Regions from separate parts of the Homo sapiens genome. Here region 2 is linked to region 1. A link is a loop called in an ENCODE intact Hi-C map of the cell type or tissue named here. Cell type or tissue: B cell. All regions are shown on one strand. Links, peaks and the distances in the headings refer to the core of each region. The heading gives the core; the rest is flanking DNA. Region 1 holds the start of PTBP1 (polypyrimidine tract binding protein 1). Region 2 overlaps R3HDM4 (R3H domain containing 4).

What was found. A loop is a pair of places that touch in the nucleus more often than their neighbours do. Peaks named below come from ENCODE experiments on the same cell type or tissue, not always from the same donor. Only the 100,000 strongest peaks of a DNase experiment are listed, where the experiment ranks them.
Region 2: it touches region 1 in a loop (10-fold over the local background); 14 of 110 quality-filtered maps call a loop at or near these places.

Annotation. Positions count from the first base shown.
Region 1 is chr19:794,362-799,720 of GRCh38, forward strand. It overlaps PTBP1 (polypyrimidine tract binding protein 1), which reads left to right and starts at 3,091. Exons shown (of 15, transcript NM_002819.5): 1 at 3,091-3,144; 2 at 5,052-5,082. The coding sequence starts at 3,137. RefSeq lists enhancers at 2,210-2,845, 2,498-2,837, 3,044-3,929, 3,930-4,813 and silencers at 2,750-3,104, 2,868-3,217, 3,228-3,407, 3,478-3,787. In B cell, for the core only: no CTCF peak of the experiment used is centred there; DNase peaks (open chromatin) are centred at 2,830, 3,530, 4,610, 4,930 and 3 weaker places; H3K4me3 peaks cover 3,101 bases; H3K27ac peaks cover 2,810 bases.
Region 2 is chr19:906,997-912,355 of GRCh38, forward strand. All of the region lies in intron 1 of R3HDM4 (R3H domain containing 4), which reads right to left. Among named protein-coding and RNA genes, the nearest start is that of R3HDM4, 3.5 kb to the right of the region's middle. RefSeq lists an enhancer at 2,273-2,567. In B cell, for the core only: no CTCF peak of the experiment used is centred there; DNase peaks (open chromatin) are centred at 435, 1,895, 2,375, 2,855 and 2 weaker places; H3K4me3 peaks cover 2,864 bases; H3K27ac peaks cover 4,591 bases.

The sequences.
Region 1 (5,359 bases), core at 360-5,359:
TTACTTTTTTTTTTGAGATAGCGTGTCACTCTGTTGCCCAGGCTGGAGTACAGTGGCGTAATCTAGGCTCACTGCAACCTCCGCCTCCCGCGTTCAAGTGATTCTCCCGCCTCAGTCTCCCGAGTAGCTGGGATTACAGGAGCAAACCACCACGCCCGGCAAATTTTTGTATTTTTAGTGGAAACGGGCTTTCACCATGTTGGCCAGGATAGTCTCAGGCTCTTCACCTTGTGATCCGCCTGCCTCGGCCTTCCAAAGTGCTGGGATGACAGGTGTTTATTTTCGTTTTTGTTTTTTAGAGACAGAGTTTCACTCCTGTTGCCCAGGCTGGAGTGCAATGGCGCAATCTCGGCTCACTGCAACCTCCGCCTCCCGGGTTCAAGTGATTCTCTTGCCTCAGCCTCCCAAGGAGCTGGGATTATAGGGCATGCACCACCACGCCTGGCTAATTTTTGTATTTTTGGTGGAGAGGAGGTTTCTCCATGTTGGCCAGGCTGGTCTCGAACTCTGACCTCAGGTGATCCACTCACCTCGGCCTGCCAGAGTGCTGGGATTACAGGTGTGAGCCATTGCACCCGGCCAGACACTGTCTTAAAAAAATAAAAATAAAAAAAGGTACTGGACAGGTGGCTGGTCATGTGGGGCTTGCGGGGTAAGGGATGGCCTTGGGTTTATACTTTGAGCAAGACAGGAGGCCTGGCGGGGCCACGATCAGAAGTGGGTTTTAACACGATTCCGAAGGGTTAGACTGGTGCTTGGAACCTGGTGGTCTCTACTGCTGCCAGCTGCCACTCAGACCCCCGGCCGCCCCTGCCTGTCTGCTTTCAGGGCGGGGCCCATCCCAGGCACTCCGCGAACAGACAGAAGCGGCTGGTTCTGGTGGTGTGAGGATGGGGGTCTCCAGGGGAGCAAATCCACAGTAACACACTGGGCTTCTCCCAGATCCACCGGACATTCCTGATGAGTGACCCTGGCTGCAGATGGCTCTTGGTGAGTCTCCGTTGACCGGGTGGTTCGGGCCAAAGGACCTTGCCGTGCGATGCCTCCATGGAGCTCGGCGGCCACCCCTAATCCGGGCTGGAATCCTCTGGCACCAGACGCCCGGCGGGGCTCCAAGGCTCCTGGGCCCACGCCAGGCCCCGGCCTGAAACGCAGCACTGCTGGAATAAAACACGCCAGAGAAGCAGGGCGCTAGGCTCGCCTGGATTTGGGGAAACGAGAATTGTCATGTCTTCTCCCTCCGTAGGTTGGTGTTAATGAAAAACCCCCTTTTCAGCATGGACTAAATCCCGCTAATTCTATTTAGGGAGCAGTGTCTACTCCGGGCCGGGAACTGCTCCGGTTTCCAACCGCAGCCTCCCGTGAGGGTCCCAGTGTGGAGGGCCGGGGTCATCCCCTCACTCTGGGATGGCTCCCAACCCGCTGACCTGGCCTCCCCGTCAGGCACCCTCACAGCTCTGTCAGACTCTTCATGTGATCAGCGCTCCTGGGAACATTAGTTTAGGGTGTTTTCTGCTGCTGGGATGGTGGCCCGGGAGGGACCCTCCTGGTGACCCTGCTGGGCCTGGCCCTCAGTTTCCCCAGCCGTAGGCTGGCAGCCTCGAACTGTACGAGCTCCAGGCCACAGTTTCCCCAGCTGTAGGTCAGTGGGCCAGGGACTGTAGGGGGCTCGGGCCTCAGTTTCCCCAGCTGTAGGCGGGTGGCTTGGGCCTCAGTTTCCCCACCTGTAGGCGGGCGGCCTTGGATTGTATGGAGCCCGGGCCTCAGTTTCTCCAGCTGTAGGCGGATGGCCGTGGACTGTGTGTGGCCTGGGCCTCAGTTTCCCCCGCTGTAGGCAGATGGCCGTGGACTGTGTGTGGCTTTGGCCTCAGTTTCCCCAGCTGTAGGCGGATGGCCGTGGACTGTGTGTGGCCCGGACCTCAGCTTCCCCAGCTTTAGGCGGTTGGCCGCGGACTGTGCAAAGTCCAGGCCTCAGTTTCCCCAGCTGTAAGCGGGCGGCCGCCCACTGTACAAGGTCCAGGCCTCAGTTTCCCCAGCTGTAGGTGAGAGGCCGCGGACTGTACAAGGTCCAGGCCTCAGTTTCCCCAGCTGTAGGCGGGCGGCCAAGGACTGCAAGGTCCAGGCCTCAGTTTCCCCACCTGTAGGCGGGCGGCCGCGGACTGTACAAGGTCCAGGCCTCAGTTTCCCCAGCTGTAGGTGAGAGGCCGCGGACTGTACAAGGTCCAGGCCTCAGTTTCCCCAGCTGTAGGCGGGCGGCCGCCTACTGTATAAGGTCCAGGCCTCAGTTTCCCCAGCTGTAGGCGGGCGGCCGCGGACTGTACAAGGTCCAGGCCTCAGTTTTCCCAGCTGTAGGCAGCCGGCCGCGGACTGTGCGGGGCCCGGACCTCAGTTTCCCTATCTCCGCAGTCGGGATTCGCTGTTCCGGGGCGAACAAAGAACGGTCGGGGGTGACCCCGGATCATGGCGCGCCCGCAGTATCTGTGGCCACTGTGGAAACAGCCCTGGCGTGTCCGGGACGCGACGCGGCCTTTCCCTCCCCGCGCGATCACCCAGATGTGAGCGCTCAGTTTGAATCGGACTTTTTGGCCATGTGCCCACAACCAACATGGAGCCCTGAGGGTTTCCTGCCCGACTCCAAGATGGCGATGCGACTCCCTTTGCCCTCACGGCCCAGGCGGGCGGGTCCTGCCCACTTGCAAGATGGCGGCAGCCTGGGCAAAGCACGCTTCCCGCCGCCTGACTCGCCACGTACCCACTCTCAAGATGGCGTCTCCCGCAAAGCCACGCGCCAGCTGACTGGCTCAGACGCCGTCACGTGATCCCATTTTCTCCCCCTCCCCCGACTACACAAGCCGTTTCCGCCTTCGGCCTTGAGGAATAACCGCCTCCCCCAATAGGCGCCTGCGATTTCTCTGGGTCCCGCCCCCGGGCGGCCTTCTGGCCAGTGGGAGGTGCTGGCGGGGGCCCGCGGGGCTCTCCCCGCCCCCTGGCTGCAGCGGGAGCCAATGGGCAGCGCGCGCGGGGGACGTGTGCGGGCGTCTCCGCCATTTTGTGAGTCTATAACTCGGAGCCGTTGGGTCGGTTCCTGCTATTCCGGCGCCTCCACTCCGTCCCCCGCGGGTCTGCTCTGTGTGCCATGGACGGGTGAGTCGCACGTCGCCCCGCGCCCCACCGCCCTCCCCGCGCCGCAGCCCTGCCCCCGCCGCCGCGCCGGCCTCCCCGGGGCCGATCTCGCCCCCTCTCGGGCGGGAGGGGGCGGCGGGCTCTCCCCTTCCTCTCCGCGTGGCGGGCGCGGGTGCGGGGCGGGTCAGGGGCTTCCCGGGGGTCTGGCCGCGTCCCCATCCCCCGTCCGGCCCGCTTCCGGCCCCCGCGCGCCCCGTCCCTAGCGCACGCGGCCTCCCGCGCCCCTCCCCCTCCGCGCGCGTCCCCGCACTTCGCCTTTGCCCCGCCTCGGCGGCGCGCGGCCCTTCCCGCTTCCCGTCCGGCCCTCGCGCGCCCGGATGGCCCTTCCCGCCTCCCGTCCGCTCCCCTCGTGCGCCTGCGTAGCCCGTCGCGCGTCCCCGTTGGCCCCAGCGCGCGTGCGCGGCCGCCATCGGGGGCGCGCGCCTTTCCCGCCGCCCGGACTCTGCCCCCGGCGCAGCCCCGGAAGCGCAGGCGGGGCTGGGGCGGCCGCCGGGAGGGAAAGCTGGCGCCGGGGCCTCGCCGCGGGCCCGAGTCTCTGCGCTCCCCGCCCTACCCCTGCCCCCCGTGCGCCCCGGGCCGCGGCCAAGGGGTTTCGGTGATCTCGGGAGAGAAGCGGCCGCCCCGAGGGTCTGTCCTCCGCCCCGGGGCCGGAGGGGCCTCTCCAGGGACCCCCGCGGGCGCCGTCATGGGGAGGGGCCTTCCCGGCTCTCGGGCCGGGGCAGCCTTTCCGGGCGGCTTTGCTGGGCGGGCTTCCCTTGGGAGAGGTGGGAGCCCCCTCCAGAAAGGCCGTGTCCCGCCGAGCGCTTCCTGCGCGAGGCCCTCCCTGGGAATAGGAAGCGGGAGAGGCTGGAGATGTTTCGCATTCTTTCCGTTTTCCTGAGAAGTTTTTCTTGGGTTCAGTCACTTTTAAAAGTCTGTTAAACGTGGTCCGTGCAGTCTGTGGTGTCAGAAGAGGCGCAGCCCTAGAGTGGGTCTGGACCCCTTAGCATGCGTGCGGGCAGGTGGGTCCTGCAGACGGCGAGACGAGGGCTCCCCGCTCTCGGACCCAGCACCGCGGGCTCGGGGGCCGCGCACTCGCCTCCCGGAGTGAGGCAGGAGGCCCGGAGGCTGCCCTTCCGACGGACGCTCCGAGTCACTTAGGGCCTCGCCGGGAGTTGCAGTGGCCGGGAGAAGCCGTGGGGAGCTCACTGTTGGGTCAGGACCTGGCCGGGGCTGAAGGGAGGGCCTCGGACAGTCCGGCTTTCTATCCACCTTCCCCCCGGGGTGTCCCGAGGAGGGAGAGTCGGGTCGGGCGGGGCTCGGGTTGATCAGTAACTGAGGCTGTGTTCTGGTCGGTCTGTTAATTTTTATTGACGGTTTCCACGGCCGCCTCCTGCTCTCCTCGGTGGATCGGGCTCCACTCTGCTGAGAGGCACCCTCTTGGGGGCCCACCCCTACCCGGGTGGAAGCTCTGGCCCAGGCCTGTGAGTTTGCCAGTTTCAGCCTCTCCGAGGCGTTTCCAACTTACTGGAAAGCACACAGCAGCCCTTGAACCCTCTCAGCGGCATCTAGCATTCCTCGGGGCTTCCGATGGGGGTGTCTTTGTCTTGGAACGTGTGGGGCCTGGTCCAGAGGTGGGGCCTGGGGTCCTGCTGGGAGGGAGGGGCGCCAAAGGACAATGGTGGCCCCTTTTCAAGTTGCAGTCAAGTGGACGGCTCACTTCCCTGCCCTTCTGAGCTTTCTCTAGCGGGGCCTCGTGCAGCCAGAGGGAGCCCTGCGGAGGTGGCAGCTGCAGGGACCTACGGGCTCTCCTGGCCCGGGGACAGCTGGGTGCTCCTGCTGCTGAGTGGCCACCAGGCTAACGTTGTCTCCTTTCTTTCTCTCTACAGCATTGTCCCAGATATAGCCGTTGGTACAAAGGTAGGCACTTCTCACTTTGCTTCTCCGTGACGCTCCTCTGACCTTGTGCCGACCCCGGGGGCCACCCCCCAGCGCTGTTGCGTTGGCTAGAGGGCGCTTTTCCATTCCTAAGGGGCACTACCCTTGGTCTGGAATCTGGAGTTGGGCGGTAGGGTTTGAACCCCGGGCTCCAGTGCCCGTGAGTTTTGGGGGCTTGGGTTTGCTGGCCGCCCCTCAGGTCTGGAATCTGAGCTGCTCTTCGGTTCTTGCTGTCAGCAGCGAGGGCTCTGTGTGCCCC
Region 2 (5,359 bases), core at 141-5,140, 110 kb after region 1:
GTAGAGACGGGGTTTCACCATGTTGGCAGGCTGGTCTTGAACTCCTGACCTTAAGTGATCCGCCTGCCTCAGCCTCCCAAAGTGCTGGGATTACAGGCATGAGCTACCACGCCCGGCCCTCATTATACAGATTTGTAAACCAAGGCACAAAGTCACCGCCCAAGCTCCCATTGCTGCAAAGAGGGCAGCTGGAGAAGGAGGTGGTGGACCATGCCCTCAGCACAGAGCACAGCAGCCGACGGGTACTCAGTGGGAATACAGGGTCATGTTAAGCCAGCGTCTCTGAAGCTGGATCAGCCTGAAGCTGCCTCCCTGAGGCCGGAGCACTCTGTCCCATGCCCCAGATTCACCCACAGCCCCCCCTGAGGCCCCGGGGCCTACTTCTCCACCCCAGCAGCTGGACAGGGCCGATAACAGAAGTGACATCCGAGGGGAGCCCTCGGGGAAGTCAGAGGGGGCGGGGCTCGGTGACACAGCTCAAGCCCTCCCAGCAAGGGGCCTGGTATCACCCCATATTACAGATGAAGGATCTGAGGCTTGGAGAGGTGGGGCTGTCCCCCGTCACCACCCAGACAATGCAAGGAGCTGGATGTGAACCTGGGTCTGACCCAGAACCCCAGAGCTACCCTGCTTCCCTCACCACCCCTCATACCAAAGCCCCACAGGCCTCTCCTCCAGGCCCACAAGGACCTGCCTGGTCCTTCCCCTGCTCCAGCACAGCCCATGGCTCCCCAGCATCCCAGGGCCAGGCCTGGCTCCCCCTTGGCCTAGCACTGCAACACGAGGGCTTTCGCCTGTTTTGTTTGGTATCTGAGGGCTCGCCACCCTCCCCTGGGTCTCTAGTGCTGAGCTGAGCACTGGAAATCGAGTCCCACCATCAGATGGAGCTGGCTGACTTCAACCAGTTTCCAGCAGGAAATTAAGAAACATCTTCAAGCTTGTCATCCCAGCACTTTGGGAGGCCGAGGCGGGCGGATCATGAGGTCAAGAGATGGAGACCATCCTGGCCAACATGGTAAAACCCTGTCTCTACAAAAATACAAAAATTAGCCAGGAGTGGTGGCGCACGCCTGTAGTCCCAGCTACTTGGGAGGCTGAGGCAGGAGAATCGCTTGGACCTGGGAAGTGGAGGTTGCAGTGAGCTGAGATCGCACCACTGCACTCCAGCCTGAGTGACACAGCAAGACTCTGTCTCCCAAAAAAACAAAAACAAAAACAAAAACAAAAAAACATCTGGCCTCTGGGGTAGACAGGGGGGCCTGGGAGTCACCGACACTCCTCTCCAGAAATGGAAGGAACAGGAAGACCACATCAAAATCCCCATGCCTGGCCGGGCGCAGTGGTTCACACTTCTAATCCCAGCACTTTGGGAGGCTGAGGCAGGTGGATCACTTGAGGCCAAGAGTTCGAGACCAGCCTGGCCAACATGGTGAAACTCCCGTCTCTACTAAAAATACAAAAAAATTATCTGGGCATAGTGGTGGGCGCCTGTGGTCCCAGCTACTCAGGAGGCTGAGGCAGGAGAATCACTTGAACCTGGGAGATGAAGTCTGCAGTGAGCCGAGATCACAACACTGCACTCCAGGCTGGGTGACAGAATGAGACTGTCTCAAAAAAAATAAAAATAAAATAAAAAATAAAAAAATCCCACGTCCAGCCACAGGCCCCTCCTCACAGTGCTCCAAACTCAGGGAGCCCCGGTCTCTGCCTGATGCACCTGCTCATTCCAGCCTCAGCTCTGTGTTCACCACCCCCAGGAACGGCCCCGCCCCCCACCTAGCCCAGTCAGCCTTACCAGGAAGCTCTGGAAACCAACCGGCCCCAGCCGGCCCGTTTACTTCTTTGCTCCTTAATCACTAGCTCACTAGGCCCACAGAACAAGACAGGGTCCGCCCCCCGCCCACCGCCGCCCCCCGGTCCTGGCCTGTGACCGGCCCACAGCGGCGCTCACTGCCTGTTTGTTGAATGAAGAACTAAACTTCTGTTGACACACCTCCCAAGGGCTGGTTCATCTGTTTCCCACGCCACTCAACAAGACCACTTTACAGACGAGGAAACTGAGGACCCAGCGGGGGTATCTGAGGCTTCCTGGACCCTGAAGGCTCGAGGATGTGTGTCCACAGAAGAGGGGGGCAGCCCAAGCTGGGGAGCTGCTGGAGTTTGGGGGAACAGGCCTCCCGGCCACTCCCAATTCTACTCCTTGCAGATTTTGAGAGGGGAACTGTGAACCCTCAGTCCCTCGAGCAAAAACACACCTTTCCCAGCACTGGTCCCTCCCCCAGGAACCCACTAGAGACAGCAAGAGAGGAACCGACTTGTGCATCAGGAAGCCAGGGCTCAGGGCGGAGGTGACTCAGCCTGGGGTGGGGCAGACTGCGGCGGCCCCCAGCAGTCCCCAACCCCCCACCAGGACACAGCTGGCAGGTAAACACCCAGAGACTGACGGCTGAGAGCGGAAACATGAGTGTATTTACATAGTTACATAGGAGTCACTACACCTGGGCTTCAAGACCAGGGTGCCAGGCGTGGTGGTTCACGCCTGCAATCCCAGCACTTTGGGAGGCCGAGGCAGGTGGATCACCTGAGGTCAGGAGTTTGAGACCAGCCTGACCAACATAGTGAAACCCCGTCTCTACTAAAATTACAAAAATTAGCCAGGCGTGGTGGCACATGCCTGTAATCCCAGCTACTCAGGAGGCTGAGGCAGGAGAATCGCTTGAACCTGGGAGGCAAAGGTTACCATGAGCTGAGATCGCGCCACTGCACTCCAGCCTGGGTGACAGAGCAAGAACCTGTCCCCCCAACCCCCACCAAAAACAAAAAAAACAGAAGACTCAGGAAGAAGAGCCCATTTTGAGGGTAAATGCCCACACCAGGTGGTTCAAGGCCCCCTTAGAGGAGACGTTACGTGGGTGCAGTGGCTCACGCCTGTAATCCCAGCACTTTGTGAGCCCAAGGCAGGTGGATTCCTTGAGTCGAGGAGTTCGAGACCAGCCTAGGCAACATAGTAAGACCCTCGTCTCTACAACAAATTAAAAAATTAGCCAGGCCGGGCGCAGTGGCTCATGCCTGTAATCCCAGCACTTTGGGAGGCCAAGGCCGGTGGATCACCTGAGGTTGGGAGTTCGAGACCAGCCTGACCAATATGGAGAAACTCCGTTTCTACTAAAAATACAAAATTAGCTGGGTGCGGTGGCACATGCCTGTAATCCCAGCTACTCAGGAGGCTGAGGGAGGAGAATCGCTTGAACCTGGGAGGCAGAGGTTGCAGTGAGCCGAGATCGCACTACTGTACTCCAGCCTGGGCAACAAGAGCGAAACCATCTCAAAAAAAAAAAAATAGCCGGCATGGTGGTGCACACCTGTGGTCCTAGCTACTCGGGAGGCTGGGGCAGGAGGATCGCCTGAGCCCGCAGGTGGAGGATGCAGTGAGCTGTGATCAAACCTGGGTGATAGAGTGAGACCCTGTATTAATAATACTACTACTAGGCCGGGCGTGGTAGCTCACGCCTGTAATCCCAACACTTTGGGAGGCCGAGGAGGCAGGATGGCTTGAGCCCAGAAGTTTGAGACCAGCTTGGACAAGTTAGCAAGACCCTGTCTCTAATATGAAAAACAAAAACAAAAACAAAAAAAAAGCATCCTCTGCTCCAGCCTGGCCAATAGACCGAGACTCTGTCTCCAATCAATTAACCAATCAACCAATCAAAGACGCATCCTTTCTCCTTCAGATACAAATCACCTCGGTAGAGATGGGTATGGCCTCTGAGTGGAGATAATAGTGATGATATAATAAACATAATAACGATGATAGTAATAAATGATCATTTAAAAATAATACTAGCCGGCGCGGTGGCTCACGCCTGTAATCCCAGCACTTTGGGAGGCCAAGGCGGGCAGATCACAAGGTCAAGAGATCGAGACCATCCTGGCTCACACGGCAAAACCCCCGTCTCTACTAAAAATACAAAAAAATTAGCCGGGCGCGGTGGCGGGCACCTGTAGTCCCAGCTACTCGGGAGGCTGAGGCAGGAGAATGGCGTGAACCCAGGAGGCGGAGCTTGCAGTGAGCCGAGATCGCCCCACTGCACTCCAGCCTGGACGACAGAGTGAGACTCTGTCTCAAAAAAATAAACAAATAAATAAATAAATACAAATAATACTAAAGACCGGGTGCGGTGGCTCACGCCTGTAATCCCAGCACTTTGGGAGGCCGAGGCAAGCAGATCGTGAGGTCAGGAAATCAAGACCATCCTGGCCAACATGATGAAACCCCATCTCTACTAAAAATACAACAATTAGCTGAACGTGGTGGCGGGCGCCTGTAATCCCAGGTACTGGGGAGGCTGCCGCAGGAGAATCGCTTGAACCCAGGAGGTGGAGGTTGCAGTGAATGAAGATCGTGCCACTGCACTCCAGCCTGGGCGATAGAGCGAGACTCCGTCTCAAAATATTAATACTACTAAAATAACCAATAAAACATTAACGATAATTAGTAATGAGACAACGGACACTCCTGTTTGCTGGGCCCGCCGCAGTGCCAGCTCGGTAACCCCCACCACTCGGAGAAGAGGCCACACTTACTATCCCATTTTACAGAAGGGGAAACTGAGGCATGGAAGCATGAAATAACCTGCCCAGGTGGCGCCGTCCGCACACGGAGGAGGCAGGAACGGAACACGCGCCGCCTCCTCGCCCTCCACCAACACGGACCCCAGGGGCGCACCCTGGGTCCCCGGGTCCCTGTGCGGGCCGGGGTGACACACGGCTGACCCCCGCACAGACCGCCCCGCTTCCGGGTCCCCCGGGAAGGACGCGCGGGCTCCTGCTTGCCAGGTTTTAACCCACAAGGGTTGTAGGGATTTACCCAAAGGAGAGCAAGGAGCCGGGTCTGCCCGGAAAGGCAGGGGGCGCGGACAAGCCCAGAGGGCGAGTGGGGCCGGGCGTGCGGCAGGGACCAGGCTGGAGCGCATGGCCACGTGGGTGAACCCCGACCCGCGGACAGGGGCCCAGGACCCTCTGGCGGGAGGCTCCATGGCTGGCACCTCGGGGCCCGGGGAGTGGGGGGGCAGACCCGGGAGTGGGGGCGCGGCCCCGGGGAGGTGGGGGGGGGGGTGGACCAGGGAGTTGGGGGGCGGACTGGGGAGGTGGGGGGACGGACCCGGGAGTGTGGGGGGCGGACCAGGGAGTTGGGGGACTGACCGGGGAGTGGGGGGACAGACCCGGGAGTGGGGGCGCGGCCCCGGGGAGGTGGGGGGGGTGGACCAGGGAGTTGGGGGGCGGACTGGGGAGTGGGGGGACAGACCCGGGAGTCGGGGCGTGGGCCAGGGCAGTGGGGGGGTCGGACAGAGGAGTTGGG